2 separate regions of the Homo sapiens genome follow, and region 1 is linked to region 2. The links are chromatin loops, found by intact Hi-C in ENCODE. Cell type or tissue: MCF 10A. All regions are shown on one strand. Links, peaks and the distances in the headings refer to the core of each region. The heading gives the core; the rest is flanking DNA.

Evidence for each region. A loop is a pair of places that touch in the nucleus more often than their neighbours do. Peaks named below come from ENCODE experiments on the same cell type or tissue, not always from the same donor. Only the 100,000 strongest peaks of a DNase experiment are listed, where the experiment ranks them.
Region 1: it touches region 2 in a loop (5-fold over the local background); 7 of 110 quality-filtered maps call a loop at or near these places.

Annotation. Positions count from the first base shown.
Region 1 is chr22:44,570,536-44,576,736 of GRCh38, forward strand. LINC00207 (long intergenic non-protein coding RNA 207) reads left to right here. Exons shown (of 4, transcript NR_028411.1): 2 at 1-53; 3 at 841-957; 4 at 1,504-1,914. Among named protein-coding and RNA genes, the nearest start is that of LINC00207, 4.3 kb to the left of the region's middle. RefSeq lists an enhancer at 3,678-4,217. In MCF 10A, for the core only: no CTCF peak of the experiment used is centred there; a DNase peak (open chromatin) is centred at 3,706.
Region 2 is chr22:44,322,963-44,329,163 of GRCh38, forward strand. It overlaps a transcript of SHISAL1 not described here. Among named protein-coding and RNA genes, the nearest start is that of SHISAL1, 13 kb to the left of the region's middle. In MCF 10A, for the core only: a CTCF peak has its summit at 3,459 (motif pointing left); no DNase peak of the experiment used is centred there.

The sequences.
Region 1 (6,201 bases), core at 669-5,668, 250 kb after region 2:
CTGCTTGGGATCCAATCACTGAACCAGAGGGGAACACCGTGCATGATGGGCTGGTAAGGCGTGGGGGTCAGTACAGCATGACACAGAAGGTGAGCTGGCTCCTTGAGGGAAAAACAAAGTGCTGGCCCCAGAGGCAAGGAAGGGTTGCTGGCGGGCAGAGAGGACGCTGTCCGGAGCCCACAGTAGATTCTCCTTGATCATTCACTCCCAGTTCCCTTCCTGCTCCTAGTTCAGTCCCTGACTCCTCTTCTCAGTGCTGTCACTGTCCCTGTCCTGGGACCAGGGTAGGGGATGGGAGGAGAGGTCTGCACGTTGCTGAGCCTTGTGGAAAGGTGACCGTGGACCTCTGGGAGGATGATCTCATCACTTTCTGAAGGAGGCGTCGAGCTGAGATGCTAACAATAGCCAAGCACGATGCCGGCCTGATTGGAGAGGCTAAAAAAAGCAGCTCATTCCAAAGCCTCATCAGGGAAGAAAAGGGCCACGAAGGCAGGTTTGCAGGGCTTTAGGGAGGAGGGGGAGAGGGATGCAGAGGGATGAACTGAGTGGCCTGAGTCTCAGCACAGCTGTGGCCATGGGCTGCCTCCATGTCCAGGAACACCAGGTCTGCCATGCACCACCCACCTGCCCCCATGTTTGCACAGGGCACCGGGGAAGACCTTCAGCCCTACTGGGCTACCCCTTGAGTACCCTCTCCTCCCACATTGGAAGGTCTTCTGCTTCCTGGAGCTTGGCCTGCCTCGGGAGGAGGAGAAAATGGTCCATGTCCCCAGAGAGCCCATGATGTGCCGGCCTAGGTGAGCACTCTTCGCACCTCATGCCATGGAACTTTTGCCACAGCCCTACCCACTTTACGGATGAGGAAATGGAGGCTCGGGAGATGAAGCTGGCAGACTTCCTCTGGAACTTCCTCTGGACATCTGGAGGGACGTCCTGTCAGCAGAGCAGGCTGGACTGGTGAGTTTCCTGCTGCTGGGAGTCCTGGCTAATGTGTTCAGCCCCCACTGACCTCTCTGTGCCCTTGATGTTTTTGAGCCTCATGGTCTGCCTCCCACCAACATCTTCTGTCTCCTCCCCCATGCCCCAGTGGCAGCTGGTGTAGAGGGTGGCAAATGACAACCTCAAGGCCAGAGAGGACCATAACATGCCCACAGCCACACAGCCAGTAACAGGCAGAACTAGGGCTGGAACCCACATCGCCTGCCTTCTGGCTTCTTCCTTACACCATAGCACAGCAGAGACAGCATCAGAGGCGAGGCTGGACAGGCCAGCTAAAGGAGGGTGCTCGGACCCTGCCCCATGGCCAGCAGCACCATGCCTAGCTTTCCGCCATAAGCCTAGAGAGAAATAACGAGGCCCGAACTTATCTGCACTGAAAAGGCAAAGTTACAAATAAAGAACGGCTTCAAGCCCGATGATTGGAAACTTAGCTGCGTTGCCATCTGTCGCAAATGCCACCGCGTTCTTCGTAACCCCCGATGACAATTTCCTCTTCATTTTCAGCTTCACAAAGAGGATGCAGCCCCACCTCCCAGCGGGAGTCAGTTCTGCTCTGAGACGTGAGGCTCAGAATCAGATGAAGACTCCTGCTGCTGCATCTTGAAGATAATGATGCTGTTGCTCCCGGCTGGAACCACAGCAGTGGCGATGAGTGAACAGCCAGCAGAGTGGAGCGGCCACACTGATACAGGTGAGGCTCCAGCACTGCCGCAGCCCAGGGCCAGGCAAAACCGCCTTCCTATCCCCCGGGAGCCGAGGCCTCCGAGATCGGCGCTGGGAGGTCGCACAGTGCAGGCAAATCACACGGACCTCAGAGCAGGGTCCCTGGCCGTGAAAACTCAAAAGACACAGTCTTTAAAATAAGGACAGAAAACTGTATTTAGTGCCACAATAAAGCTGTGTCACAAACTACCCAAAACTTGGAAGCTTCAAATAAGTGTTTATTTGACTCACAGTTCAGCAGTTTCAGCTGGGCTCTGTGGCGCGATTCTTCTGGTCTTGGCGGGGCTCACCCACGTGTCTGGTGGGCGGCTAGCTGCTGGCAATGAGCCTGAGTGCTCCTCACCCTCCCAGGCTGAGCTGGGTGTGTCCTCGTGGCAATGGCAGAGGTGCAGGAGAGCAAGCAGAGGGTACACAGCCCCCCGAGACTCAGCTCAAGGTGGGCCACAGCCACTTCCGCTTTGTCCTGTTGACCAACATGGATCACAGGGCCAAGCCCAGAGTGAGAGGTGGGCAGGCCAACCCAGCCCCGGTGAAACGGGCAGCTCCAAAGAAGGTGGGAGAGTGGGGCCATCAGTGTGACCTAGCGCCAATGCCTGTCCCCAGGGCTATAATCTGGAGGATTAAGTGAATGAAGGGTCATGAAAACACCTTATGAACAAGTGCAGAGGTCTCCCACATCCAGTCACCAGTGGAGGCTGCCTTGGTGAGTCCAGGTGCCATCTCTGCACCGCGTCCCAGCCTTCAGCCTCTGGCCCTCTGGGCCGGCCTTCTCAGAAGAGTCAGCTTGCTCATGCTGAAGCACAATTCTGATCATGCCACTTCCCTGCTTTAAGCTCACCCACAGCTCCCCACTGCCCTCTGGGCCTCTCTGATTCATCCTGGGCTTGCCTCTTGGGCCTCAATGTCCCCTTTTATCCCCTGCCTCAGGGCAACACCAACAGAATGGGACCTATGCTCTCTCCTGACCATGGACCTTTGCACAGGCAGCTCCCTTGGCCTGGAATTTTTGCCTCTTATTATTTCTTTCTCTTTTTTTTTTTTTTTTTTTTTTTTGAGGTGGAGTCTTGCTCTGTCACCAAGGCTGGAGTGCAGTGGTGCCATCTCAGCTCACTGCAACCTCCGCCTCCTGGGTTCAAGTGAGTCTCCTGCCTCAGCCTCCTGAGTAGCTGGGATTACAGGCGCCCGCCACCACACCTGGCTAGTTTTTGTATTTTTAGTAGACACGGGGTTTCACCATGTTGGCCAGGCTGGTCTTGAACTCCTGACCTCAGGTGATCTACTCACCTCAGTCTCCCAAAGTGCTGGGATGATAGGCGTGAGCCACCAGGCCCGGCCTGCCTCCTATTATTTCTGCACCCATCACTCAGGCCCCTGCAGCCTTCCTTGACCCTCCATCCAGGGTCAGGTGCCTCCTCTTGGCTTCCACCACCCAGGGGCTTCTCCGTGTCCACCACAGGCCACACTGTGGAACTGCTTACCCTGTCTCTGGAATGCCAGAACATTGTCAGATCCATCTTCAAGCTCCCATTGCCCTGCACAGGGCCTGGCACACAGTTGGTGCCTAATAAATGTTCCCTCCACCTTACCCTATCTGATCTTTGGAGCGCTGGGTGAGGGCAGCATCATGAGGTTGAGAAGCAGGAGAAGGCTTAAAGATGGGCTGATTTATAGATGGGGAAACTGAGGCCCAGAGAAGGAGAGGAGCTTACCTAGGGATACAGAGAAAAGTTATTCATTCATTCATTCACTCAACAAATTTTTATTACACACCTACTGTTTGCTGGGGAACATAGAAAATACAGAAACCCCTGCCCTTGTGAAGCCCACAGTCATCAAATAAGTCAAGAAAAAAGCAAATATAAAATTGCAATTGAGACGTGCTACAAAGAGAATTACTCAGAGCTGGGAAAGCCTTCCTGGCAGAGATTGCCAAGAGCCTGCCCAGTGCCCCTCCTTCCCTCTCCTTAGAAACTGACTCTGCCAACCGGGTGAGGTGACTCATGCCCGTAATCCCAGCACTTTGGGAGGCCAAAGCGGGTGGATCACCCAAGGTCAGGAGTTCAAGGCCACCCTGGCCAACATGGCAAAATCCCGCCTCTACTAAAAATACAAAAAAATTAGCCATGCATGCTGGTACAAGCCTGTAACCCCAGCTACTTGAGAAGCTAAGGCAGGAGAATCCCTTGAACCTGGGAGGCAGAGGTTGCAGTGAGCCGAGATCACTGGGGGTGGGGAGGAAGAAGAGGAGGAGGATGAAGGAGGAGAAAGAGAAGGAGGGAGAGGAGGACCGGTAGCTGAATGGCATGAAGATGACACCACTGCAGGATGGGCCCCAAGGACCACGCCACAGCGGGGGCAGCCGTCATATTGGTGGGCTTCCTGATGGATGGTTCATGTGGGATGGGATTGTTATGGTGATAGGGCAGGCTGCTGAGCCGGAAGGGGCTTGTGAAGGGAACTGCAAATCGGAAGAGGACGGAGCCCACGGTGGGAGCTGGGTTGAGACACCCATCCTGCCCTCCAGGTCCACAGTGCCCTCCCCAGCCCCTGGGACGTGTAGGGTGCCCCCGCCATAGCGCGACTGCCCATCCCCAGAACTGGGAGAGCCGAGAAGCCCTCTCCCCAAGACAGAGCCCTGCGGTCCCCAGCCACAGGCCCTAGGGAGTTCCAAAAGCCTCCCAGGCAATTTACCAGAGCATGTAGCCAGCTAATAAGGTGACTGGATCCTTTGTTCAAAAGTTATCTTTAGACAAGAGCATTTATCAAGTTTAATTAACGTGTCACGGGCTGCAGTGTGAGCGATGGCTCTGAAAGCAGCCCTGATAATACTAATTTTTCTACATTAATGCCAACTCGGCACTGAGTCCCAAGCAGGAAATAGACCGTCAATGCTAACACCACCGAAAAAATAGAGATTTCCCTCCCTAAATCAAATTAAATGTGTTGTGGATGCCTGAGTGGTGTGTGGGAGGCTAAGGTGGGGAGCCTGGGAGGCTCTGGCTGAGAAGCCAGGGTGCGTTGTAAGCTGCCCTGCATCCTGTGGGCTGGGCACCTCCCACCTAGGTCCCACCTGGAGTGGAATCTTTGAGGCAGGTTGGTGTCCTTTCCCCAATTTTACAGAAATAGATGCTGGGGTTCAGGGAGGCCCTGTGAGTCATCCAGGCCACACGGTTTTATAGAGTCTGGCACCAAGATCTGTTCTTCCTCCATCTCACGAGACCCCCAGGCACATGTAACTGCTCAGTCAGTAAACGCTCGCCCAGCACTTACTGTGAGCAGGCACGATTCTAGGTGCCCAGCACCCAGCAGCAGGCAGAGCAGACAAGAGCAACTTCTCCTGGAGCCAATGTGCTGCTGGGACACAGAGGAGGAGGAGGATGACAAGGAGAAGGGGGATGGGAGAAGGAAGAGGAGGAGGAGAAGAAGAAAGAAGGGAGGAGGAGGAAGAAGAGAGAAGCAGAGGAGGGAAAGGAGGAAGAGGAAGAGGGAAAGGAGGAAGAGGAAGAAGGGAAGGAGGAAGGGGAAAGAAGAGGAGGAGGGGGAGGAGAAAGAGGAGAAAGAAGGAGAGGAAGAGAGGGAGGAGAAAGGGAGAAAGAGGAGGAGGAGGGAGGAAGAGGAACAAGAAGGGAGGAGGAGAAAGAGGAAGAAGAGGAAGAAAAGAGGGAGGAGAGGGAAGAAGAGGAGGAGGAGAAAGAAGGGGAGGAAGAGAAGGAGGAGAAGGGGAGAAAGAGGAGGAGGAGGGAGGAAGAAGGAAGGAGGAAGAGGAGGAGGGGGAAAAAGAGGAGGAGGGAGGAGGAAGAGGAGGAAAGGGAGGAAGAGGAGGAGGAGGAAGAGGAGGAGGGAGGAGGTAGAGGAGGAGGGAGGAGGAAGAGGAAGGAGGAGGAGTAAGAGAAAGAAGGAGGAGAAAGAGAAGGAGGCGGAAGGAAGAGGAAGGAGGAGGAAGAGGAGGAGGCAGAGAAGAAAATTAAGTACTGCACCTGCACGTGTTGCCATGTGCTAAGAAGAGATTAGAACAGGATAACGGTCAGGAGAGATGTGAAGTGCTGAGAGGCCACGGGAGATGGGGTGGCCAGGGAAAGCCCTACAAGGAAGTGGCATTTGGGAAGATGCCCAAATTAGAAGGAGTGGGCACAAGAGTAACTGGATCAATGGCATCACAGGCAGAGGGGACAGCAGGTGCCAAGGCCCTGAGGCAGAAGTGAGCTTGGTGCACTGGATGGACGCCAGGAAGCCACCGTGGCTGGAGCAGAGAGGAGAGAGTCGGTCCCCAGCCCTGGGAAAGGGGAGGCTGTGATGGCACTGGCCTGTGCAGTCAGGGTCCTGTGTGGCCAGGTGTGTGGGAGGAACAGCTCCTCACTGGCCTTGCAGGCATCTGAGGCTCAGCAGGATGCCTGCTTTGGATGAGCAGGGCCATTTTGCCAAGCCCTGAGCAGAAGCGTGTGGGCAGCCAGCTGGGATGGAGACTGAGGGAGCTGTGGG
Region 2 (6,201 bases), core at 657-5,656:
ACCCACCAACCTCACCCACCCATTCATCCATCCATCCACCCATTCATCCATCCATGCATCCATCCACCATCCATCCATCCATCCATCCATCCATCCACCCACCTCACCCACCCATCCACCCATCCATCCATCCATCCATCCACCCATCTACCCACCTCACCCACCCGTTCATCCATCCATCCATCCACCCATTCATCCATCCATCCATCCATTCATCCATCCATGCATCCATCCACCATCCATCTGTCCACCCATTCATCCACCCATTTATCCATCCATCCATCCATTCATCCATCCACCATCCATCCATCCATCCATCCATCCACCTCACCCACCCATTCATCCATCCATCCATCCACCCATTCATCCATCTATCCACCCATTCATCCATCCATGCATCCATCCACCATCCATCCATCCATCCATCCACCCATTCATCCATCCATCCATTCATTCATCCATCCATGCATCCATCCATCAACCATCCATCCATCCATTCATCCATCCATCCATTCATTCATCCATCCATGCATCCATCCATCAACCATCCATCCATCCATCTACCCACCTCACCCACCCATTCATCCATCCATCCATCCACCATCCATCCATCCACCCACCTCACCCACCCATTCATTCATCTATCCACCCATTCATCCATCCATGCATCCATCCACCCACTCACCATCCATCCATCCATCCATCCATCCATCCATCCATCCATCCATCTATCATCCCTTCATTCTCAGCAACCTGTCCAAAGCATGCCAAACCTGGACTTGATACTATCAAGCTAAACTAGGAACAAGGCGGCCTCCACCCTTCCAGGATAGAGAGAGGCTCTCTGACCCTTCACTGCTTCTGTGCCTCCTTGGTGTTTCTGCTTTTAAATGTAGCAGTGGTGATAATAATTCCAGTTATATTTACTGAGCACTTACTATATGCCCGTCTGCACCAAACACATTCCTTGGAGCAACTCGTTTAATTCCTGAAGAGGTGGATATCATCCCAATTTTTAGATGAGGAAACAGGCTCAGAGAGGTGCTGTAATTTGTCCAAGGCCACACAGCCAGGAGGAGTGGAGACTGGGATTTGAAATCTTACTGTCTCTCTAGAGCTTAGGGGTAAAACATAATGGTTAGCAATGTAACTGACCCAGCTGTCCCAAATGTTACAATCCCCGCCTCAAATCCTCACAAGCCACTCAGGTTATTATCATCATTATTAGCCCTATGTTGAAAATGAGGATGCTGAGGCTCAGAGGGAAATATGCAGCCCCCATTGGTCACTAGTAAGAGATGGGGCTAGATCAGAACCCAGGCTCCAAAGCTGGCTCCCCCCTGCCTGGTCTGCAGTTGCCATGGTGCTGGGTAAGAAACACCGCCACTGGTCTAACTGCTCACCTGATTCATTTCCTCATTCATTCAACAACCACAGGCTTGGTGGTCCCTACTCTAGGGGTCTGGGGATGAGCAGATTTGGTTCCTGCCTGGCTGCTTCATGGAAGGGCTGCAACAATGTCAACACAGTAACACAAAGTTGTTAACAGTATCAAAGTGAGAATACAGAGGCGGACAAGGCATTGAATGCACACTGTGCTAACTAAACCCTTTGTATGAATTTATTTTATCTGGTCTCACAATAACCCATTTTGCAGGTAAGGAAACTGAGGCTCCAGGGGTTATATAACTTGCCCAAGGTCACAAAGTGAGGAGCAAGCAGCGGAGACTTGTCTATGTGAAATCCCAGCATAGCCTCGGGAATTCCAGGCTGCTCTTGGGGAAGGAGGCAGCCTGCCTGAGATCAGCACCCGGAGCCTCCCTCTGGCCCGTTGTCCTGAGGATAGGGCTCATCTCAGCTGCACGGCTCATTCTCCAAAGGCCTTTCTGTCCTAGGGATCAGATTCCAGGCAGCTGCACCCAGCTGATGCTACACTGCCACACTCCAGCCCAGCGCCCAGAAGCTTGAACAATTTAAACAGCAAAGGCCCTGCTGGAGGGCTGGGTGCAGTGGCTCATGCCTGTAATCCCAGCACTTTGGGAGGCCAAGGTGGGTGGATCATCTGAGGTCAGGAGTTCAAGATCAGCCTGGCCAACGTGGCGAAACCCTGTCTCTACTAAAACTACAAAAATTAGCTGGGCATGGTGGTGGGCGCCTGTAATCCCAGCTACTAGGGAGGCTGAGGCAAGAGAATCGCTTGAACCCAGGAGGTGGAGGTTGCAGTGAGCTGAGATTGAGCAACTGCACTCCAGCCTGGGTGACAGAGAGAGACTCCGTCTCAAAAGAAAAAAAAAAAAAAAGACCCTGCTGGACTCTCACTGAGCTGAAGGCTGAACCTGGACCTTCTGGGACTTGGGATGATGCCAGGCTTCCTGCAAATGGGCAGAGAGAGGCTCCATCAGCACATTTTCTGGACGCAGAGACCGAGGCTCAGAGCTGGCAGCCCCAGCATGGGCATCACCGGGACCCAGGTCTTGAAGCCCAGCCCCTCTTGCAGCCAGGGAGTTCGGTTCCCGTGGAGGGAGAAAGGGGCCTTTCTAGACTTTGGAATTCATGTCTGTAGTTCTTTAAGTTTTAGAATTTCTATAGAATAACTTATTCTATTTGCTCTCAACCCGCACAGAGCCCATGAGATCCAGGGCCTTGGGTTTCAGAGTCCCGCCTGGCTGCGACTCTGGCCACCTTGCTTCCCATCTCTGGGCTCAGCTCTCTCCTTTAGGGAAACTTGGCCTGCCTTGGGCTACCCAAGGGCAGTGGAAAATAATGGATATGAAAGGGCTTTGTAAAAAGCCACATGTCCAGCCAGGTTGTCACAAAGGAACCTTCATAACGAGAAGCCACATCCGTGTGAGACCCACACCAAGAATTTCCTCAGGCTGCTCCTCTTCCCGAAATGCCCCTCTGCCTTCTTCTACTTGGCACGCTCCTACACACCTATCAAGACCCAAGCCGAAATTTACTTCTACCAGGAAGCCCTCCCTGACCCCTCTCAGGGGCTTTTCTTTAGTTCTCCTTCCCTTCCCCCAACAAACACACTGCAAAACTCACCAGGGAAGGACCCTGTTTCAAATCGCCCCTCCTCGCCCCAGAACTTGGTAGACGCTCCAGAAATGTGGAATGAATGAACACTAAATGCATTTCTTTCGGTCTGTAAATCCAGCTGCACACGTACAATTCTCCCGACAAAGGAAAGGAACCCAAAGTGAAAGCAAATCACCATCGTTTCCGTGACAAGCTCCGGGAGCCTCAGAGGAAATTCTCGCGCTGGATTATGGAAGGAATTTGCCTTTATTTTTAATTTGTGCCAATATCTAAGAAAACGGCACTTTATTTTGAGCCCATCAGGCGACAACGAGGAGCTTCGGAATCTGGCACGGGAGACAAACTTTCCCAGTCCAATTTCCCAATGCAAATCTCTCCTCCGCGGCAGAGCCGGCCATCCCCTCCCTCTGCTGGGCATCTCTCTGAGGCTTGCCAGGGAGGAATAATCAGATTATGTAGCTGGGTTTTCAAAGATCACGGTTTGTCTCATTTTCCAGGGAAGTGTGACCAAAAAAAAATTTTTTTTCCCTCCCAGGGCTCTGTTAAGAGCTTCCAGAACTTAATTCAGTGTTAAATGGGTGTAATTTGGGAAACTCATGCATTATTTCTTAATTTCTGGAGGCAGCCGTTTGCACACATCTGTTGGGGTAGGTGTGCGTGCAGGCAGATGGGTGGTGACTGGAGTATGTGCCCCAGATGGGAGGGGAAGGAGAGCAGGCTGGGGGGTATGGGCTGTCGATGTAAACGCCCTGTTCAGGTTGATGTCGAAAAATATAGGACTGGAGGCATTTACATTTCATCTCAGCTTCTGCTTCTGTGGATGGCTAGGCAGGGAGCGATTCTGAAGCCCTTTCCTAAAAGGAGTGCCTCGGTGGGCTTCAGTGTAAATTTCATCATCTAGGAAATGTTTGTACTCCTCCCCACACCCCCGACTCCCCAAAGCTCCTCAAGGCCTCTGGACAATGTCCACCATGTCTGCAATATAGGCTTGAACATCCTTGGCCCTCAAGAATCCCCAGTTCACTGTGTGACCTTGAACACGGTCCCAGCCCTCTCTGGGCCTCAGTGTCCCCATCTGAATATGGGGAAGCAGATCGGTTTCAGCCCCCTCCACCAGCAGTTCCTGGGGCCTCTCCCCATCACAGCACAGCACACGAGGCTCAGGCCTGCTGCTGGCACTGTCTCTGTCTACCACCCTGCCCACCCCCTTGAGGGCTGTGGAGAGTGGGGGGCGCGCACACACACACACACACACACACACACACACACACACACACGTGCGCGTACACCAGAGACCCTGCCTGGGCCTGGTCTGACGCTTTCAGAGGCACTGTGTCCTGAGGGGCTGAACGAGAAAACCTGGGCTTGTGGGAAGTGGGGACGGCCCGTGACTGGGGAAGTCAGGATGAACATTTCTGACCTGGCCACAGCTAAGAGGAAAAGGAGGAAGGGGCTCATGATAACTGGGGTGGGGGGACAGAAGGCACATCAGTAGGGCCAGTGGGACATCCACAGCCCCAGCTAGAGAATGATTTATTCATAGAGTCAATCGTTAAACAGGTTGGCTGGAAGCTGCCCGGGGGTGGGTCTCAGTGACCTTGGAGTCTCCTCCACCTCCCTAGGGGGTTCATGCTTAGGGGTCAAGGAATGTGTACCCTGGAGGAAGGCAGGAAGGAGGGAAGGGGTGCAAAAAGGGAGGGAGGAAGAGATGGGGCCACCCTCCTGCCAGGCCCTGTGCAGAGTGAGACCAGCGCCTATGGAATGGGTGTCCCCTGGTGTCCCCAGGAGGGCATAACCAGGGTGGGCAGGGCCTCGGGTCACCCTCCTCACTCATCCTGGCTCAGATGTCCAGAACTCTGCCTGTTTAGTGTTTAGGAAACAAGGCCCCACTATTCTTAGGGGTTGACAATTGTTTCAGTAACTTCTGAAAGAGCAGCTGGGCTGGGAAAAGCCTCTCTTGGGGGCGCTGGGGAAGGGGCTCTCAGTTCGCTCTAAGATCCTGTGAATCTGTTGTACAAGTCAACTGGGGAGAAGCTAAAGCAGCCAAGACTGGGTTAATAGAGGCAAAGCATCCCTAAGAAGGGAGGGGATAGCTTTCATCTAAGCATAAGGCAGGCCAGGCTCTGGGTCAGTAATATTGGAAAGTAAACAGGATAATGACTAGAAAGTGAGACTGCGGGGCCCCTGCCCCCTCATGGTTCCTGGTGCTGTGTCCTAGGAACTCTATATTGCCACCCCTCACTAGGTGGTATAGTGTAGTGGTTGGGAGCCTGGTCCTGGTGGGGTTATGTATTATTAGCCTCTTTGGGCCAGTTTTCTCATCTATACAACAGAATCCACAGTTGCCACTGACAAGATTGGCATGAGGATTAAGTGGGAAGCTGGGTTCCGAGTGTGCTCAGCATGGTACCTGGCTCGGGGCAGGCCTTCGGGCTGTCACTGCCAAGTGCAACCCTAGTGCTGTGGAGGGTGCAATTGTGAGCCTGTTCGGTGAAGTCCTGTACTGTGGACACAGACAGCTGAAGTGGCCAGACCTGCTGTCTACATGCCACCGCCCCCCAACCCGCCCCAGAAGCCAAGGGCCTGGGCATGAGGCAACCCTCTTGCAGTGTGGCCTTTGGGGTGGGGCTGGAGAGGGCTTGGCCAATTGTCCTAGGGAACTGGAAATCAGATTCACCTTCTTGGCCCAAACTGCCTCTCCCTGTGCCCACCTCAACCATGGGCAGCCCACCCAGAAGCTGTCTAAGCTCCGAACCTGGCCACCCTCCCCTCCTCCCTGCCCCACCCTGCTATTCAAACCCTCACTCAAGCTGGGGGTAGTGTTGTCTCCTGCCCTGGCCCTGCTCCATCCCCCAGCCCTCCAGGTCTGCAGCCACCTCCCAGACCCGCAGGTCCAGAAGGCTTCAGCCGCCCTGCTGTGTCTGCATCTCTGCCCACAGAGGGTCCCTGCCCAGAACATCTCCCCCTTCCTCTAGCTGATTCACGCCTGTCATTCTGGACCAAGCTCCCCTGGCCCCAACCTCTCCCAGGCTCCAAAGGACAGGTGCCTACCGCACGTGCACTTCCCCACCCCCAGGAGCTCCCCACTGCCTCATGACCTGACCTAGGGATGCCTCCAGCTCTGCTGGCTTGTCCAGGGTCACTTCCTCCTCTGCTTCC